Regions from separate parts of the Homo sapiens genome. Here region 1 is linked to region 2. Evidence: read pairs that join two places in POLR2A ChIA-PET (ENCODE). Cell type or tissue: OCI-LY7. All regions are shown on one strand. Each heading gives the region's core, and the rest is flanking DNA. Links, peaks and the distances in the headings are about the cores only. Region 1 has its middle 3.2 kb from the start of LINC02828. Region 2 has its middle 140 kb from the start of CARMIL1.

Region 1 (5,380 bases), core at 177-5,176, 400 kb before region 2:
AAGAAAGAAAGAAAAGAAAAGAAAAGAAAAGAAAAGAAAGATTCCTCCTTAGAACTCCAAGAGAGCATGGCTCTGCTGACTTTCAGCTTCCAGGACTATGAGAGAATAAATTTCTGTTGTTTTAAGCCACCTACTTTCCAGTAATTTGTTACGGCAGCCCTAAGAAACTAATATACCTCTAAATAAAGAAAGATAACAATTAGAAACACAGGCTGCCTATAAGCCCAGCATTTTGGGAGGCCCAGGTGGGTGGGTCTCTTGAGCCCAGGAGTTTGAGACCAGCCTGGGCAACATAGTGAGATCTTGTGTTTACAAATATTACAAAAATTAGCCGGGTGTGGTGGCACATGCCTGTAGTCCCAGGTACTCCGGAGGCTGAGGTGGGAGAATTGCTTGAGCCCAGGAGGTCCAGGCTGCAATGAGCCATGATCACACCACTGCACTCCAGTCTGAGTGAGAGTGAGACTCTGTCTCAAAAAAAAGAAAAAAAAATTTAAAAATGCTGAGAAAAAATGTCCAAATATGAAGCAAGCTAAAAATGTGGCATGATTTTTGAGCAACTGAATGAAAAGACAGTCTATTTGATGGATGTTAAGAACACTTTATTGTGGGCGGGGTGCAGTGGCTCATGCCCGTAATCCCAGCACTTTGGGCAGCTGAGGCGGGTGGATCACTTGAGGTCAGGAGTTTGAGACCAGCCTGGCTAACATGGTAAAATCCTGTTTCTACCAAAAAATACAAAAATTAGCCGGGCATGGTGGCATGTTCCTGTAGTCTCAGCTACTTGGGAGGCTGAGGTGGGAGGATTCCATGAACCCAGGAGGCAGAGGTTGCAGTGAGCTGAGATCATGCCACTGCCCTCCAGCCTGGGCAACAGAGTGAGACCCTGTCTCAAAAACAAAACAAACAAACAAACAAAAATAACACTTTCTTGTGAATGGCCCAGGCATTGTGATAATGGAACTTGCCAGGAGGGCATTATTCCTGGCACAATATTTTGTTCTACAGTGAACAGTATTTACATAGTCATAATAATGCAACCCTATATATTGGCATTACACTCTTAGAACAAATCTATAAAAATAACATACACTCCTTGAATATTGTCATGCACAGAATATAAATGCTGTCCCTCTTGACAATGTGAAACTAAAGACATAGCTGACAGAAGTTGGAATGTGGAGGGGGAAAGATACATGAGAGAGAGAGTAAGGAGACAAATGATCTCATTTTACTTTGTAAGGAGTTAAGAATATTCATGGCAGCACAATTATTATGTATACATAAACATTAAAAATTAACAAATTAGAAGAAAGAAATCAGTGCCACCAGAGAATAGAAAAATGTTTGAAGAAAAAAGGCAATGAATGACGAAGTGTGTATTTCTTCAAAGTACTAAGGTTAACAAATGTCAAGCACAATTCTATAACTGGCTAAACTTTTATTCAGGATGGAAAGAGTAAAATAAAGCATTTTTATATATTAAAAAAAAAAAAAAAAGAGGCCGGGCGCGGTGGCTCATGCCTGTCATCCTAGCACTTTCGGAGGCCAAGGCGGGTGAATCACCTGAGGTCGGGAGTTCGAGACCAGCCTGACCAACATGGAGAAACTCTACCTCTACTAAAAATACAAAATTAGCTGGGTGTGGTGGCCCATGCCTGTAATCCCAGCTACTCGGAAGGCTGAGGCAGGAGAATCGCTTGAATCCAGGAGACGGAGGTTGCGGTGAGCCGAGATTGTGCCATTGCACTCTAGCCTGGGCAACAAGAGCGAAACTCCATCTCAAAAAAAAAAAAAAAAAAAAGAATATTTAAAGCATCATTATTCATAGTAGCTCCAAATAAAACATAACCTAACCTAAATGTCCATCAACAGTAGAATGGATAAATAAATTGTGATATAATATAGGCATACAAAGAAATGTTTTACAATAATAAATGATAGCTACATGCAACAACATGGATGAATCCCACAAACATTACATTGAGCGAAAGTAGCCAGACACAAAATAATGCTAACTATATAAGTTTGTATAATACAAACTATATAACCATATAAGACTATATTTATATAGGTTGAAGAAAAACAAATCTAATCTATAGTAGCAGAAGTCAAGATAGTGATTACCCTTGGGAGGAAAAAGAAAATAGTGCCCTAGTTATCTACTGGTAAGTAAAAAACCACTCTGAACTTAGCAACTTCGAACAACCACCACAATGTGCTTTGCCAACAAGTCTGCAATTTCGGCAGGGCTTGGAGGGGACAGCTCATCTCTGCCTCAACAGCATAAGCTTGGACAGTTCAAAGGCTGGGGGCAGTGAGGGCGGGTGTTGTTGGGGACTTGAGACTTGGAGGTGAAATCACTGGGAGTCTTACCCACTTACATGTCTGGCAGTTAATGCCGACTGTTTGCTGGGACCTCAGGGACTGTTGGCCAGAATACCTACACTTGTCCTCTCATGTAGCTGCATGGTTTTTCTTTATCATGGTGGCTGGATTCCAAGAGCAAACATCCCAAGAAACAGGAAGAGAAAGCTGCCAGTTTCTTAAGGCCTGGCCTGAAAACTGGCACAGTATCACTTCTGCAGTACTCTATGGGTTAAGCTGTCAATCTTGATTCAAGGGCAGGAGATAGAGACATTATTTCTCGATGTGAGGAATGGTGTCAAAGTAGTATTTGGGGACTATATTTTATAATCGCTGTAAGCTTTAATTAGGAGCACATGAGAGGAGAGGGTGCTTCTGGGGTTCTGGTTTCTTGAGCTAGGTGGTGATTATACAGGTATCTTCACTCTCTAATGATTCCTTCATCTGTACATATGGTTTGTGCACCTTCCTGAGCATATGTTTCAACTCCAATAAAAGAAAAGCTTAAAAAGGATGCAAACATTCTTTATGTCCAGATATAGAACAATCCCTAAGACATAGTAACATGCTATCATGGTTAAGTACTGAGCTCTGAGGGCTTGCCTGCTGGGTTCAAATCTAGTTCTGCCAATCCTAGGCTTTGTGTCTCAGTTTTCTCATTTGTAAAATGGGGATTATAATAGCTCTTACTCCAGGAGGTTATCTCAAGGATTAAATGAGTTAAAACATGCAAAGCATTCAGAATACTAATAGAAAAATAGAAAGTGCTTGAGAACTGCTTGCTATTTTTGTTATATTAAATGAAAATTGCAATTTGTATAGGTAAAGCAGTGTCTACAGTATGATGCCTTATATGGTTTGGCTGTGTCCCCACCCAAATCTCATCTCAAATTGTAGCTCCCATAATCCCCTTGTGTCATGGGAGGGACCCGGTGGGCAGTAATTGAATCATGGGGGTGGGTTTTTTCCATGTTGTTCTCATGATAGTGAATAAATCTCACAAGATCTGATGGTTTTATAAAGGGCAGTTCCCCTGCATACCTGCCCTTGCCTGCCACCATTTAAGATGTACCTTTGCTCCTCCTTCACCTTCTGCCATGATTGTGAGGCCTCCCCAGCCATATGGAACTGTGTGTCCATTAAACCTCTTTTTCTTTATAAATTACCCAATTGTGAATATTTCATCATAACAGTATGAGAACAGGCTAATACACTGCCATTTGTGGGAAAATGAGTAGACGTACCCATGGGTACAAACTAGCTATAAGATCAGGATATACAATAAACTAATAACGTTGGTTGCCTGTGGGAGGGAGATTTTTCACAGTGTAGACTTTGGTACCTTTTGAATTTTCAACTATATGAAGGCTGCATCTGGGAAATGGGTCTGGGTAGGGAAGAGGACTGTTGCTTTTTTATTGAGTGAAAGTAGCCAGACACAAAAATTTAGTGTTATATTTTCTACAATGTACATGATAAACATACTAAAAGAAAAGACAAGATGGGTCAGATTACAGAGGGCCTTATAAAAGACCAGGCATGGAAATTTAGAGTTGATTAAGGCCTGAAAATGGCACTGGCAATGGTGATAAAAGGATGAATTTAAACACTTAATAGAAAAAATCTAGAAAGTAAAATATCTGGATAGAAAATGATAGAGGTAAGTGAAGAGGACACCCAAGTTTTGGTGCGAGTAACTGTTACGGACTGAATTGTGCCTCCCCAAAATTCATATATTGAAATCCTAATCCCTAGTATGCTTCAGAATGTGCCTGTATTTAGAGATAAGACCTTTAAAGAGATGATTAAGGTTAAAAAATTATTAGAGAGGTGAAAAAGTTATTAGAGTGGTCTCCAATCCAATATGATTAATGTCCTTATAAGAAAAGGGAGAGAAACCAGAAATACATGCACAAAAGAAAGGCCATTGCTGGGTACAGTGGTGCATGCCTGTAATCCCAACAACTTGAGAAGCTAAAGCAGGAGCATTGCTTGAGCTCGGGAGTCTGAGGCAGCAGAATGAGACCCTGCCTCTGGTGCAAAAAATAAAATAAAATAAAAGCCATGTGAGGACCCACCAAGAAGATGGCCATCTGCAAGCCAAGGAGAGAGAGTTCAGGAGAAACCAAACCTGCCAGAATCTTGATCTTGGACTTCTGACCCAGAGAACTGTGAGAAAATAAATTTCTGTTGTTTTAGCTATCCAGTCTGTGGTGTTTTGTTATGGCAGCCTGAGCAGACTAAGACAGTGACTAAGAAAGTGACCATGCCATGACCACAGGCAGGAAAGTGGGAAAGGGAGCTAGTTTGAGAAGGGAGGTGATTTTGAATTGCAGCACCAGCCAGGCATAGTGGTTCATGCCTATAACCCCAGCACTTTGGAAAGCCAAGCCTAGAGCCCAGCCATGGGAGGTTTGCCTGAACCCAGGAGTTCAAGACCAGCCTGGGCAATATAGTGAGATGCCATCTCTACAAAAAACTCATAAATTATCTGGGCATGGTGGCTTGCATCTGTAGTCCCAGCTACTTGGGAAGCTGAGGCAGAAGGATTGCTTGAGCCCAGGAGCTTCAGGCTACAGTTATCTATCACAGCAGCACTGCACTCCAGTCTGGGTGACAGACTGAGACCTCATCTCAAAAATAAATATGTAAATAAGGCCAGGCATGGTGGCTCATGGCTGTAATCCCAGCACTTTGGCAGGCCAAGGCAGGCAGATTACTTTAGGTCAGGAGTTCAAGACTAGCTTGGCCAACATGGCAAAACCCCATCTCTACTAAAAATACAAAAAAATTAGCTTGGTGTGGTGGTGCACGCCTGTAATCCCAGCTACTCAGGAGACTGAGGTGGGAGGATCATTTGAGCCTGGGAGGCAGAGGTTGCAGTGAGCTGATATCTGACCACTGCCCTCCAGCCTGGGCTACAGTGTGAGACTCTGTCTCAAAAAATAAAAAATTAAAATAAATAAATAAATACATATATACATAAAATAAAATTTAAAATTGCAGCCCCAGT
Region 2 (5,380 bases), core at 186-5,185:
GCATATATCATTGCCTTCTGTGGAGAGGCTAATTAGAAACTCAAAAAAAATGCAACCATTTGTCTCTTATCTACCTATGACCTGGAAGCCCCCTCCCTGCACCTTTCCAGACCGAACTAATGTTCATCTTACATGTGTTGATTGATGTCTTATATCTCCCTAAAATGTATAAAACCAAACTGTGCTCTGACCACCTTGGGCACATGTTGTCAGGACCTCCTGAGGCTGTGTCCTGGGTGCACGTCTTCAACCTTGGCAAAATAAACTTTCTAAATTAACTGAGACCTGTGTCAGGTCTTCAGGATTCATAGTGGTTAGTTAGCATTTAAAAATCAAATAACATGAGGGGCTGGGCCTTGATACTAGGTACAGAGCAAAGTAAATCTGTGTGAACGTTAGACAGCATTCTAGATTTGGGTAACAGGTAACTCGTGGACAACTACTCAGCTCTTATTCTGAATGCACCAGCACTAAACTACCCCTAAATGACCTGAGAAATAAGATTGACAACACAGTGGAAGAAAAAAGCCTAATACCAAGTGACTAAAGCCACATAGGGCAAATTAGGCTAAAGCAAAGCTTGAAAGGTGGGGTAAACACTCACAGAGTTACTGGTGTTGAGAATTAGACTGACAAAACACATGCCCAAGAGCGCTATCTGACTCTGCCAGGCCATGTTGCTATTTCTTTGGCAGTCATTGAGAAAAAAACTAACAAAACAATCCTGTCCTGGTATTGCTGCTGCACTGGGGAGAGGTGATCTATACAGAAGGGAGAGAAGGGGAAGGGACAGTAGAGGAGGGGAGGGGATGGGAGGGAAGTTGGCAACAATATCAGTTCTAGGAAATGGTCAGAAGAGTCACTGTTCAGGGCAGGAACAGTCGGGGCCCTGCTATTTTTGTTTAGTAATCACAACTAGCCTCCCGGGAAAATTCTATCTGCTGTCCAGCAGGCTTTGGAAAAGAGCCCTCCTATACACACATGCACACACACAGGAGCATGCACACACACACACACACACACACTTATGGGAGAGAGAGGAAGGAGACCCATAGGAGGCTTGGGTCTTTGAATACCAAACCAGGTAAATGTGTGCTTTACCTATGCACACCCAAACACACACACACACACACACACACACACACACACACACACACACACACATACCCCAGAGAGGTTTTACTATTTATCAAGTCAGGAATAAATTTTAAATTAGAGTTCTTATAAGAGAGAGGAAAATTAAATAGAACATACAACTTTTAGATCAGAGAAATGGCCTAAACACGCAAGAGTAAAATTTTCTAGGGGAAGTAATTTGCTTATTGGTTCATTTAAAATTTCTAGATGAACACATTTCCTGCCAAATCTAATTGCAAGAAAGGTCACCAGTGAGAGAAAGCAAAGGACTCTTGGTACCTTCCGGCTAAATCCTCGATATCTTTTATGAACAGGCCTCCTTGGTGCTTGCACATATTCTTGCATGCCCTCAGTCGGCTCTTATTCTTGTACAAGACGTAGTCTTTGCCAGTGCTCTTATTGCGAAAGAAATTGATTCCTTCCTTAAGACTGGCAACTTCAACAGGTGATAGGCACAACAGGATCTCAGTTGTTTGTTCGATGCTATGAAAAGGCAAACATTTTGAGGGGGAAGGTTAATAATGTTAGGTTTTAAGAGACAATCATTTCAAACTGACAGCTCAAAACCCCTTTTCCCTAAAATATTTTGTAAGCCCCTTGCGTTCCAAGTACCCAGGTTTAGTGGCTACCTGAGGATGCATTTCTCCCCACCCTGATATGAATGTAAATATACTTCTTACTTGTTAAATATGCCTCTCCACTTTTCTAGGGAACTAATAGCCCTCTTACTTGCCTGCCCATCGTCTGCCGGTTCCTCTGCCTGGGTATTTTGAAAGAACAGCAGTTGCTCATATCGTTTCTGTTGCTCATTTGCTCCCCTAAGGCATTAGTCAGCCTGAAAACAGGACGTTTAAGGTATTTTCCTTTAACAGTTACTGATTTCCTTTGACAGTTTTCTCCCTCTACCACAGCTCTTTTAGAAGTCTAACACCATATTCAATTCTGAGAAGCCACTGTGCTGTCCCTCCCATCTCTGCTCTTGCGCATCTGGACTTCCTCTGCCTGGAACGCAGTTCCTCTCCTTCACCACGCAGCATCAGTCTTGGGTCAAATAGAAACGAATCGTCCCCTTCCTGGTTAAGTCTTCCAAGACACACCAGAGGTCCAGGCTGGCATTCTTGGTGTACATCCCTCTTCTGTAGAACATTATAACACTGTAATTGGCACACTGCCCTGTTGACTTACATTTAGGCACTTTTGAAAGCACTCTGTATCTTCCTTCTCCCCCTACCACTTAGCCCACTGCCTTTCACAGGATATGTCTTCACTAGCTCTCTACTTAATGAATCACCCCTCCCACTGCACTCAATTTGATTAATTTACAAAAAGCTCCAGCCGCAAACCAAGCATTTGAATCTTTTTTTTCTTTTAAGGAAACTAGCCGTTACACTTCTCAAACCCCAATTTCTAAACACTCTGTTTACAGTGCAACACTGAATCATAACAGAATATGATTTCTGCCAAGAAAGGTTTCAAAATAGCTTTTGCAAATCCATGGTAGGAAATCTGGGCACATGTTGTTTAGTTTTATATTTGACTCCAAACAAAAAGTAGCCAAAATTCTCTTTGCATGTTAACTTAAAACTGATTTGGAGCACAAGCATATTTGTGGCACTTTCAGTTTCATTTTTAGAAGCGCTGCAAATTTCTTAAAGGAGATAAAAATAATTTTAAGAACACTCCAGGGTAGAAAATAACAGAGAAACCACTTCCAATTTTAAACTGATGAAGGCATAGCTCTGTAATATTATGATCTACTTTCTCAAAGCAGATTCTCATTGTCACCTCTGTCCCAAATTCCTAGTAATTGTGTTCCCAATGGACTTGAAATTATTCCAAAAATATGTTCTAAATGTATTTGACAGGAAGAAGCCATTCTAAATTTCATGACTTCTCTTTTGACTTTGTTCTTACGAGTACAGATATCTGACACCAAGCTAACATAAGCACTGAGGCAATTCCTGGAATAATTAGTCTAAGAGTTTAAAAGGCAAACCTCTCTAGATTTTTGTTGTTCCATTGAATGAATTCATATAGCCAAAGTTCTCTGTTAGATTTCAACTTATATCACAACCATGTAGAACAGGTTCACTCAACCACACTTTTGTCCTCAGTTCCACGTGAAAGTCACATTGGAGCAGAAGGCAAAAGAAAAAAATATGTGCACCTATATACATGCTTTTCTGTGTATTGTTTAAATGATTAGCTTTTCCCCAAAGTATTTTTAAAGATATCAATGAATTTGCTTCTATCAAAATCAGAAAAATAAAACTGTAGCAAATTCTTGTTTTGCTATAAAACATTAAAACTAAAATGAATTGCCTTTTTTCGAATTGGTTTTGGGGGTAGATTCGAGTTACAAAATGGCCGCCCGGAGCGTGTTCGGCGCGGTTCCCCCAGCGGTCTCTGGCTGAACCGGCGCTCTCGCCTCCCTGCTGAACACAGCGTGAGGACCCCCCCTCCATGGACATGGTGTTTGAGTCTCTGGGCTTGCCGAACACCAAGTCCTCTGAGTTCCGCAGCGCAGCACCGGAAGCGGCCGAGCGCGCTCAGCCCGGCGACCCCTGCGGGCTCCAGACCCCTGCGCCGCTGCGCCCTGGGTTTCGCCGCACCCAAGACCCAGCGAGTGCAGCGGCGGCCGCCGAGGAGGTTCGAAAACACGGCCAAAAGAAATGCCGAGAAGGAACTGACAGATAGGAATTGGGATCAAGAAGATGAAGCTTAAGAGGTGGGAACATTCTCCATGGCCAGTGAGGAAGTCTTGAAGAATAGAGCCATAAAGAAAGCAAAGCGCAGAAATGTTGGATTCGAATCTGACACTGGAGGAGCCTTTAAAGGTTTTAAAGGTTTGGTGGTACCTTCTGGAGGAGGACGCTTTCCTGGATTTGGTAGTGGCGCTGGAGGGAAGCCTTTGGAAGGACTGTCGAATGGAAACAACATAACCAGTGCCCCTCCCTTCACCAGTGCAAAGGCAGCGGCAGAGCCCAAGGTAGCCTTTGGTTCTCTTGCTGCAAATGGCCCTACCGCCTTGGTTGATAAAGTTTCAAATCCCAAAACTAATGGGGACACTCAGCAGCCCTCCTCCTCTGGCCTTGCTTCCAGTAAAGCTTGTGTCGGAAATGCCTATCACAAGCAGTTGGCCGCCTTGAACTGCTCCGTGCGGGATTGGATAGTGAAGCACGTGAATACAAACCCCCTCTGTGATCTGACACCTATCTTTAAGGACTATGAGAAATATTTAGCAAACATTGAACAGCAACACGGGAACAGTGGCAGGAATTCTAAAAGTGAATCTAACAAAGTGGCGGCTGAAACACAGTCTCCTTCCCTTTTTGGCTCAACAAAATTACAGCAAGAGTCAACGTTTTTGTTTCATGGCAACAAAACTGAAGATACACCTGACAAGAAGGTGGAGGTGGCATCTGAAAAGAAAACGAACCCATCATCACTAGGAGCGACAAGTGCCTCATTTAATTTCGACAAGAAAGTTGATAGCTCTGTTTTGGGCTCATTAAGCTCTGTCCCCCTGACTGGATTTTCTTTCTCCCCTGGAAACTCCAGTTTATTTGGCAAAGATACTACCCAGAGTAAACCAGTCTCTTCACCATTTCCCACTAAACCATTGGAGGGCCAAGCGGAAGGTGACAGTGGTGAATGCAAAGGTGGAGATGAAGAAGAGAATGATGAGCCGCCCAAAGTAGTAGTTACCGAAGTAAAAGAAGATGCTTTTTACTCCAAAAAGTGTAAACTGTTTTACAAGAAAGACAATGAGTTTAAAGAGAAAGGCATAGGTACTCTGCATTTAAAACCTACAGCAAATCAGAAGACACAGCTTTTGGTGCGGGCAGACACCAATTTAGGCAACATATTGCTGAATGTTCTGATTCCACCCAATATGCCATGTACGCGAACAGGGAAGAATAACGTTCTTATCGTCTGTGTTCCAAATCCACCAATTGACGAGAAGAATGCCACCATGCCAGTCACCATGTTGATTCGGGTAAAAACCAGCGAGGATGCAGACGAGTTGCACAAAATTTTACTGGAGAAAAAGGATGCCTGAACACGCGAAGTTGGCTGCGGAATTATTGCCAAGTTGCTGCTTCTTCCACCGCCCCTTAAAGTTAGTCAGTTTTTCTTCTCTTCTTTGACATTCTAAGAACTTATAGATAACCTAAAACTTTTGTGAGAAAGATTAATGTGGCCAATAAAACCTTTAAATGTTAAGTGTCAAAAAACCGCA

Evidence for each region. Peaks named below come from ENCODE experiments on the same cell type or tissue, not always from the same donor. Only the 100,000 strongest peaks of a DNase experiment are listed, where the experiment ranks them.
Region 1: POLR2A ChIA-PET joins it to region 2 with 9 read pairs; 5 of 35 experiments call an interaction of 5 or more read pairs at or near these places.

The regions. Positions count from the first base shown.
Region 1 is chr6:24,736,445-24,741,824 of GRCh38, forward strand. No RefSeq gene overlaps it. Among named protein-coding and RNA genes, the nearest start is that of LINC02828, 3.2 kb to the right of the region's middle. In OCI-LY7, for the core only: no CTCF peak of the experiment used is centred there; no DNase peak of the experiment used is centred there.
Region 2 is chr6:25,136,204-25,141,583 of GRCh38, forward strand. It overlaps the pseudogene CMAHP and the pseudogene NUP50P2. Among named protein-coding and RNA genes, the nearest start is that of CARMIL1, 140 kb to the right of the region's middle. RefSeq lists enhancers at 2,053-2,102, 2,143-2,372, 2,483-2,602. In OCI-LY7, for the core only: a CTCF peak has its summit at 2,159; DNase peaks (open chromatin) are centred at 2,148 and 2,748; H3K4me3 peaks cover 1,643 bases; H3K27ac peaks cover 968 bases.